Linked DNA regions of Homo sapiens: region 2 is linked to region 1. A link is a contact called in ENCODE Hi-C or POLR2A ChIA-PET data. All regions are on one chromosome and are shown on one strand. Each heading gives the region's core, a stretch centred on a gene start or an enhancer-like site at or near the end of the contact. The rest is flanking DNA. Distances are from core to core; before and after follow the strand shown. Region 1 has its middle 65 kb from the start of JDP2-AS1. Region 2 has its middle 27 kb from the start of JDP2-AS1.

What was found. A loop is a pair of places that touch in the nucleus more often than their neighbours do. ChIA-PET counts read pairs that join two places held with the same protein, here RNA polymerase II (POLR2A). Pooled maps may share reads with other maps.
Region 2: a loop to region 1 is called in a map of tibial artery, with 3 times the contacts of the local background. The contact joins two enhancer-like sites. A Hi-C loop is called at or near these places in 8 of 168 maps with a recorded cell type or tissue (aorta, ascending aorta, breast epithelium and 4 more) and 5 of 50 pooled maps. POLR2A ChIA-PET finds 5 or more read pairs at or near these places in 5 of 52 experiments (CD4-positive, alpha-beta T cell, GM10248, GM12878 and 2 more).

The regions. Positions count from the first base shown.
Region 1 is chr14:75,359,917-75,364,742 of GRCh38, forward strand. No RefSeq gene overlaps it. Among named protein-coding and RNA genes, the nearest start is that of JDP2-AS1, 65 kb to the right of the region's middle. Within about 2 kb of position 2,280, at least 5 of the 41 ENCODE cell types and tissues checked have a DNase peak (open chromatin) inside an H3K27ac peak, as active enhancers do; they include ascending aorta, heart left ventricle and tibial artery, where a contact is called at or near this core.
Region 2 is chr14:75,398,195-75,403,020 of GRCh38, forward strand. No RefSeq gene overlaps it. Among named protein-coding and RNA genes, the nearest start is that of JDP2-AS1, 27 kb to the right of the region's middle. Within about 2 kb of position 2,182, at least 26 of the 41 ENCODE cell types and tissues checked have a DNase peak (open chromatin) inside an H3K27ac peak, as active enhancers do; they include ascending aorta, heart left ventricle and tibial artery, where a contact is called at or near this core.

The sequences.
Region 1 (4,826 bases), core at 1,030-3,529:
GGCGTGACCTCAGCTTATTGCAACTTCCGCCTCCTTGGTTCAAGCGATTCTCTTGCCTCAGCCTCCGAGCAGCTGGGACTATTGGCAAGCGCCATCATGCCCAGCTAATTTTTGTATTTTTAGTAGAGACGGGGTTTCACCTTGTTGGCCAGGCTAGTCTCAAACTCCTGACCTCAAGTGATCCACCTGCCTCGGCCTCCCACAGTGTTGGGATTATAAGCGAGAGCTACCATGCCCAGCCCCTTCAGCCATCTTTTCCAATGAATCCTGACTCTCACCCGCTTAGACTCAAGGATGTCAAGATTATCTGGCACACATTTTAACAGTGCAGAAAATCAACCCAGAATATGGAGGGGAGTTTGAAAATCCCACTGTATTTGGAAAGAAAAGACTTTGGAAAAAAGAAAAAACCAACTTGTAACCTTCAAAAGAACATCTGTCTGGTTTTCCCTGTATGAGATATTGATGGAATTAATACACATTTGTACACACGCTTGCCTTAAAAAACAGCCCCTCAGAAATGCACAGTGGTTCTCCCTGAGTGGTAGAATTCCAGAGGATTGTTTTTTGTTTCTCTTGCTTGGCTCTACGGTCTGCTTTTTTCTCAATAGATGCAAATAACAATATAGTTGGATGCTAAGTGGGAGTCACATTCTAAAGTCAGTGTGTAAAGAAGAAAATCATATCCAGTAAAATTACTTGTGAAGATAACTTCTCTACTAACATAGCATATACATGGCTTTATGTGTCACAAAGTAGTTGCCTTGCATTTAGGGGTCAAGATATAGAAAAATACACATTTTATACATTAGAGCCCATTGAAAGGTGCCATAAGGTGCCAAGGTTTGTGGTAAATGAGACCAATTGGGGAAGCATCTGCCATCTTTTTTCCTCAGTCTTACTGTGGAGCCCATATTTACTGAGTGGAATGGCCCAAGGAAACATCTTCACTCTTCGTATCATTTTCTCTCTCTCTTTCTCTCTCTTTTCCCAGGATGTAGGGTGGAGACTTGTCTTAAAGCTGAGTTGCAAAGCCAGGCAATGTTTTTGTTTTTTTTTTTCTCGGAGGTGGAGTCTTGCTTTGTTGCTCAGGCTGGAGGGCAGTGCCACAATCTTGGCTCACTGCAGCCTCTGCCTCCCCAGCCTCAGCCTCCCCAGTAGCTGGGATTACAGGCATGCACCACCAGTATCATCATGTTGGCCAGGCTGGTCTCCAACTCCCGACCTCAAGTGATCCACCCACCTCGGCCTCCCAAAGTGCTGGGGTTATAGGCCTGAGCCCCCACGCCCAGCCCCAGGCAATGTTTTAACTTACATTGCATGTTGCAGATCAGTAAAAATTAGCAATGTATTCTAAGGGTGAATTTATTCCCACTTCACTAAGACTAAGGAAGACTTCAGGCATGAGGTGGTAGGGATGGGGTTGGTCGGCCTTTCCGGAGGCCATGCGAGTGCCTGCCACATTTGCTTGGCAATGCAGCCTGGAGGCTCTGGGCTGCTGTTGCAAGGCTCATCTGTGAGGATGATTCTGTTGCTTAACTATGGGTCATTTTCCTCTGTGGGGTCCTGCTCTGGCTAGGTTGGGGTGAGTGGCAGAAGAAGAGATTAGTCGCAGGGATGGAGTGGAAATGTTTTATTTATCCCTCTTCCTCACTCTCTCATCCTCAAATACACACAGGTCCCCATAAGACTGGCATGTCCCTGGGAAGTGTCTGGGGTCCCAGACAGAGGGAGCATTCACCCACCACTCAACACAGACTTATTGAGAACCTATTATGTGTGAGGCACTGGGGATATGTATTGAGTAATGTTCTATGACAGACCTTCATACTTATAGGTACAAACAGGGGTAAGTTCTCCAAGAATAAAAGGCAGCATTCTACGAGACTCTATAACCAAGGTCCTAATTTGGGCCATTTTGGGGAGAAGGCTTTAAGAGAAGGGCTCTCTGAAGAGCTGCCATTGAGGGGCTGTGAGATGAGAGAGTGTTAGCCAGAATGAGTGTGGGAGGGTGCATTCCCTCAGAGGGTAAAACATTTGTGTCACTTCCAGCCAAGGAGACATGACCCCCTCCCTCGCCAAGAGCAGAGGAAGCCCTTCTTAGCTAAAAATAAGTTTGTTGAGCCTCTGGGGGAAATCCTGCCACTGCCCAGAGAAAGACCCCTAGAAAGGTGATTTTGTGGCTCTAACCCTCTGCACCCACCCCACAGGATGTGTGGGGCTGGTGGTCCCCAAACTGCGGCTCCCGACCTTTCCAGCTAATTTTGCCTTCCTGAGAGTGTGTCTCCAGCACGGCTGGGCTCCCAAGCTGGGCGCCCGCCAGTCAGTCTGACCAGGGAAGGAACTATTTTGGGAATTTTTATGATGAAACAATATTTTTTTGGTAAACAAATGGAAAGCTGTTAAACAGAGCTGCTCACCCCTAGCTCCTGGTTCACCTTTCTCCAAGGGGAGGTGTCACAGAGGTGGCACTATCCAGTGGGGATACTGTCCCCTGGGCTCTCCCTCTCCAAGCACACACCCCATCATTTCTCCCAGGATAAATAGCTATGGCTCCCCACGTCCTGCCTTGGACTCCTTTTTTTTTTTTTTTTTTTTTTTTTCCTGGAGACAGGGTCTCACTGTGTCACTCAGGCTGGAGTGCAGTGGGGCACAATCTTGGCTCACTGCAGCCTTGACCTCCCTGGCTCAGGTGATCCTCCCACCTCAGCCTCCCCAGCAGCTGGGACAACACATGTGTGCCACCCATCTGGCTAATTTTTGTATTTTTTGTAGAGACAGGGTTTTGCTACATTGTCCAGGCTGGTCTCAAACTCCTGGACTCAAGCCATCCATCTGCCTCGGCTTCCAAAGTGCTGGGATTACAGGGGTGAGCCACTATACCCGGCTGCCTTGGCCTCCTTGAAAACAAAACTTTGGTGCAGTTTGGGATCGTGGGGGGGCTGGGCCCAGCCTGATTGGCTTCCTCCAGGCCTGAGATGGACCGGACTTAGAATGTTAGCATCGGAAGGGCCCTTAGAGAACATCTGCCACCCCTTACTGACCCCCTTCACAGGTGAGGGGATCAAGGCCCAGAGAGGGGAGACCAGTTTCCCAAGGTCATATAGCTTATCAGTCGCAAATGGGGTTGAAGCCTCAGATGTCAGACTCCTGGCCCTGTTCTCTTTCTTCAGAAATAACGAGCCAAGCTAGTGGTCAAAAAAAAGAAACAATAGATTCCACTTTCAGTATTTTGTAGAGCACCTACAACTATACACTAAGAGCAAATCATAAGTCTGCTAAGTCTCTGAGCAATGACCGCACTCTCAACCTCACCTGGAAGAAGGCTCTCCTTCCGGGACTGGCCTGGCCTCTCCGGAGATGGCTGCCTCAGCCTACCTGTGCACTTGCCTCTGATTGGCTGCTGTGGAGACTGGGGCTGCGTTAGCCAGGGCACCTCTCCTTGGTGCCAGGAGACCACCCCTGCCCAAGCCTCGTTCCTCCAGTGGTTTCATCACCTCTTGTTCTACCCAATGGCCCCCAGCCATCCACAGCTTCCAGGGCTTGGTTTTCTCAGCTGGACCATGATCCTATTTTTATGTTTGAGCTCAGAGAACATGATTAATGCCCTCTACTGAAAACAGGATTGATGCATCACCTTCTCCTACTGATGGATCAAATGGGGCTGCTGTAAAAATAGTAATAATAGCTACCCCTTATTGAGTCCCCACTGGGCTCTTATAGACGTCTCATTTCATACTCACAGCAGCTCTGCGTGGTAGAGGTTATTTGTCCCACTTTACAAATGAAGTTACTGAATGCCAGAGAAGTCCAAGTTCACATGATCAATGAGTAAGTAGTAGCATTGGGATTCACCCAGCTCTGTCTGGCTTGAATCCTACAGTTCTCCCCATCAGGCAGCCTCCAAGTATGAGACAAAGAGAATCTGGCCAGGAACATGTAGCAGCAGAAGGGACAAATGTGAGTTTCAACAGATTAAACATTAGGGTTAAAGGAAAGAGACAAACAGAACATGTCACCTGAGTTTTGAATCTTTTATTACTCTAGAGTCTTTCATTTTTGAGTGACAGAACCCAACTCAATTCAGCTCAAGTAAAAGAGAGCTTGTCTTTATGAGTGTACCTGGGAAGTTCAGGGTTGCAGCTGGCTTTAGGAACAGCTGGATCCAGGGCACGGTCTTTCTCTTTCTCTTTCTGCTTGACTTTATTCTTCAGACAGGCTTTCTCCACATCATGGAATCAATGGTTGCTGGCAGTCCCAGACTCTCACCTCCCAGCAGAAAGGACCCTGTTTTTTCCCGCAAACTTTGGTGAGAAAATTCCAGGAAGGACTCCAATTGGCTGGCTTAGTCTTGTGCCCATTTCTGAGAATCACCATGGCCAGGTGCATGGAGGACTCTGGGCTGCGGGAGGGGCATGTGCCACATGGAATGTGCTCCCCAAAGGGAAAAGGAGCTTTGGTATCTGATGAAGGGGAGAAAGGGTTCTGGAAAGACAGAAACGAAGATTCCTCTAGGCTGGGAGACTGGGATGTTGGCATCACTGATGGTCAGAGGGAGGAGATAGGAGGAATGGTTACTTAGTAATAATAATACTAATTATAACAACAGTCATAAGCAACATGTATTACTTTACAGCTTACAAAGCCCTTTCACATACCTTATTTAATCCTCATCCAATCTGGAAGGTAGGCAGAACAGAGGTTGTTACTGACCTCATTTTACAGATGAAGGGATAGTTTCGGAGAGGATAAAAGATGGGCTCATGGCTGGTAGGTAGCAAGTCTGGGACTCAGATGGACTCACAGTCATGTTCTCTGAATCCAGG
Region 2 (4,826 bases), core at 932-3,431, 38 kb after region 1:
AAAAAAAAAAAAAAAGAGAGAGAGAGAGAGAGAAATGCATTTCTCTTATGTAAATGCTTAGGTAGGTCTTGAGGGCTACTGATATGGCTCTTTGTGCAATATTTAACCCAAGTTCCTTCTATCTGTTGGTCCACCATGCATGGGCTATATTTCCAAATTCCACAACAGTCCAAGATGACTGCTCCAGCTCCAGCCAGTGCGACCACCTTCCAGCCTGCAGAAAAGGAAAAGGGAAGAAGGACACACTACCACCTTTTCATGGCACTTCCAAAAAGTTACACACATATTACTTTTATTTACATCCATTTGTCGGGATTTAGTCATATGGCCCTATCTAGCTGCAAGGGAGGCTGAGAAATGTACTCTGTGTTCTAGGTGACCAAGTCGCTGGCTAAAATTCAGGGATTCTGTGACTAAGGAAGAAAATAGCGAGGAAGCAACTGATAGTGTTGGTCTCAGAGACCAAACCATGCTAATGAAATGCAGATTCTCTGGTAAACCAGAAGGCCAAGTTATTCAAGAACAGTAAGACTATAATTGTCAGCCAGATGAGAGTGCCTGAGTTGGCTGACCATTTCAATCTCTTCCCAGTAGGCTAGTCTAAATGGTTAGAAGATTAATGGATCGGACTATGAGAGCCTGATAGGTCCCTTTCCATTTCAGGACCTACAAACCTGCCAGGAGAACTAAAACATTCCTGCCAGCCTGGGAGGGAGCCCTTTTTCTGGGATGATGCTAGAGATGCTTGGACAAACTCTGGCCCCTCAACATTTCTTTACCTGAACCCATCCTAGCTTTATACACTACAATTCTACTTATATTTGTTACATTTTAGATGTTGGGAAGAGATTTTGAAGACATACTAGCTCTTTGTTGTGAACTTGGGATTTGCTATTGTCTCATCAGCAGTGTTCATTAACTTGATAAACATTTATTGAGCACCTACTTTTTGCCAGGTATTGCATTATGCTAGGAGTGAATAAGAACCTGTCCTTAAGTTGACTGCAGTATCTAAAGAATAGGGAAAGTGATGGGCAAGCATTTGAGAAATGAGTAGGCATTCACTGAGCAAGAGGAATGAAAAGCCATCCCAGGTGAAGGGAAGGCATGTGCAAAGGCTTGGGAGACACCAAAGAACATGACGTGTTTGGGAAAAAGAAGTAGCTGGGTGGGGCTTGTCGGGAGGAGATGCTGGAAGGGTGGCCTCTTCAGCATCCATTCTCTCTCAGTAACTACCCCATTTTCCTTGGGGTATCCACCCTCCCTACACTTCCCATATTTTTTGGAGGAAGTCGACTCCACCCTGGCCTAGGCTTGGGGTAAATAGCCCCAGTATAGACTAATCAGCAAAATCCCTTCTTGCCTGCAGATGGGCAAATGACCCAATTCTGACCTGAGAGACTGGAGAAGACTTTGCTGGCAGGTTCAGGGAAAGAAGCTCTCTCCCTTTCTCCTTCTATACAGCATGGAGCATAGGTGTGAAAACAGGAATTGTGGCAGCCGTTTTCTCACCATGAGAAAAGCCTGCCTGAGCATGAAGACAACACCATGGAGGGCAGAGAGGAAAACACCAAGAAGAAGAAGGGGTTTTGATGACATTGTGGTGCTATTGAGTCAAACCTACACTGAAGCCTCCTTGAGCCCTCGGCTTTAGGCAGCTTGGGGCTGCAATGTGAAGGACCTTGGGGCTTAGCTTTTATTCTGGGGCAATGGGAAACAATAGACAGCTTCAAGGAGGGGGGCAAGCCCACTGGACCTGAATTGTAGGAAGTTGTCTGCAGTGCTGAGTGCAAAGAGCCTGGGCCAAAGCCAGAAATGAGGACCTGAGCCAAGACAGGAGAAGAGGAAAGAGTCTGAGAGCCACTTGGGTGACAGAAGCCAGACTAACTGGATTAAGAGGGCATGAGGAAGAGGGTGTGTGCTTTAGGAAGAGGCTAAAACTCTTAGCCTGACTACATGAATGGAGAAACTCCCCTTCCCCCTTCTTTTGCCTCTATCACTGTCCCCCTGGGAAATCATGTCCACTGCCAAACCCTGTATTCTCCTCTTCTGCAGATTCATGCCTCTGATTACAATTCTTTATGGGCATGCCTGGTCCTTTGGAGCAGGGACCATGCCTCGTCATCTTCACATCCCCAGGGACTAGCCTGGCACATGGTTGGCACCGGGTCAAGGCTGACTTGGATTGAGTTCTCGCTGAGCTAGGCATGAGCTGCACCCTCCCCCTGCCCCCAGGGCTTAGTCATCTGTTTCATAAGCAGCTTCCAAAAGCTGCAGCCCCAATACCCAGCTTCCTTGTTGTTGGCAGGTGTTGGCAGCCCTGAGTGCCAGAACGCCAGGGAGCCAGCCACTGGGAACATGCTAGGGTGGTGAGCAGGAGCCAACTAATCAGGGCTCATATACATTTACGAGAGGCGTGTGTGTGCTCCCCAGGAGAGCTGTAACGACACTCCCTTTCCAGGAAACACAAACCAGGCCTCTTTCCTTTCTTTTTTCTCACCTGTCCTGTCTTGTGGCCAGAAGCACATTCATTGGCTTTCCATGCTTCTAAAATAAATCAAATTGGGGGCCACACCCTTCCAAGCTACTTTAGGTTTGCTCCGTGGAAGCTTTAACCCCTTATCATCCCACCAGGCCTGAAATGCTTGGGTTCCAATTTACAAAAATATTAACTTTTTATGTCCTTTCAGAAGAAGGATCTCAGTTTTCCTGATGTCTGCTCCCCTGCCCTGGAATTTCTCCCTCTGCTCATAATTCATCCCAAGGATGTTGACTTCTGTGTTTTGGGATGGTCAGGGGCTAAGTGGCATGGAGGGCAAATAGATTAACCTTTTACCAACTTTCCAAAGCCCTTCCTCCTTGTTCTTTTTTGTTTTTGTTTTTTTGAGATGGAGTCTCACTCTGTCACCCAGGCTGGAGTGCAGCAGCATGATCTCATCTCATTGCAACTTCCGCCTCCCAGGTTCAAGTGATTCTCCTGCCTCAGCCTCCTGAGTAGCTGGGACTACAGGCGCATGCCACCACGCCCAGATAATTTCTGTATTTTTAGTAGAGATGGGGTTTTGCCATGTTGGCCAGGCTGGTCTCAAACTCCTGACCTCATGATCCACCCACCTCGGCCTACCAAAGTGCTGAGATTACAGGCGTGAGCCACTGCGCCTGGCCCTTCCTTGTTCTTTTTATCTCGGCCTCCTCTGGGCTTTTGGAAGGCCTCTTCTTTCTCTAACCCCAAGGTTTTCCTCATTACTCCTCCAAGATTTCAAGGTTTTCCTCTTGTCAGTTTCGTTATGGAAACTCCTGGTTCCCCGCTAGCCTGCGCTCCTCAGTAGGGCTCTGAAACTCAGCTCTCATCTGCCCCAGTGTTATGTTGTTTTTTTCCCTGTCGCTATGGCAGGGATTAAGACAGGAGCCAGGGAAGAAGGGCGGGGGGAGGAAAGTGAGCACGGAAAGGCAGAAGAACGATGGGAGAGAGCCTGATTGGAGGGTGTCAGAGCTGAAGGAAACCGACAGAGAAATGGGCTGAGTGTGTCAAGGGAAGGAAGAGGGATTTGTTTTTCGTTGTTCTATTTTGGTTTTGGTTTTATAGTTTGGATTTGTTTCCAGAGATGAAGAGAAATGTACTTAGTGCTGAATCTCCCCCAACATAGAGTCATGGCTAAAGAAATCCCTCTCGCATCGTCAGTAATCCAGGGGCAATCTTTAGATCCCAGATGGAATAGGGAAAACTCTCAAAAAAGCTTCCAGTTATTCTCAATTCACTTTATGGACAAGCCTGCCCAGTCAGTGTGACAAAGTGACCCAGTACCACTCTGAGACCAGGCAAGCCCTGCCCTTTGGAGATCCCTTCCCCGCAGGCCTCCCTTTGTCCCTGGGGCGAGGGGGTCCTCAGGGCTGAGGGTGATGCCCAGACAGAGTCTATGCCCACACCCACCCCTTCCAGCCCATGCTCCATACTCAGGACCCCAGAATCTCTGCCCGAATGGCCCAAGCCCACTTCCAGGTTCTGGGTGGGCCTGTTTCCATGGTCCACCCTCTCAAGGTAGCCTGTGCAGCCAGTGGCCAAGGGATAGCTGCTTGGGACTGGGCAGTGGGCAGAACCCGGAGGTGCAGGCTGGTGTCAAGCATGTGCACTTGAGAAGGGGCCCTGGCTGAGGGTTGGAACAAACGGCAGGCAGGCCCTGAGCGGGGCTGCCTTTCCTTCTGCTGCTGCATTCTGGTCTGAAGAGTCTGAGGATTCTAAAGTCATACCTGGCCTTCCAGAATGTTATGGAGGTTCATTTGTGAAGACAGGAGAAGAAGACAGGTTTTATTGAATAATTTCTTATCTTGACTTATAGCTTTTAAATATTTAGATACATGGTATGTGAATTGTTGTTTGAATTCTTGCCCTGGTCCCACAAACCTGTGATAAAATGAAGATTTGCGTGATGGAAACGACTCTATTTCCAAATCTCTTCTGCTCCATGTTCCAGTCTTTCTCTGCCAAATGCCTTCATTTGAATGCTCTCATCCTGTGTGAGTCTGTAAATCAGCCTACCACTGAGTAGAAGAAATGGTAGTGGCCATTTTGTGTTCTCAATTTATTTTCACACACACACACACACATATATATATATGTGGTCTAGCTTCTGAACCCCCTTTCTGTGTTTGGGGAGTATCCCACTCACACACACACACTTTTCTGAGCCATGGTGGGGAACAGAGCTCACATCCCAGAACACAAAGCAAACATTGCTAAGAACTTGTCGTGGCCAACACTACCAGTGGCTTCCCCAGATGTCCACTCTCCCCTTCTCCTTTAATAAGAGAACCCTCAATGTTTAGCT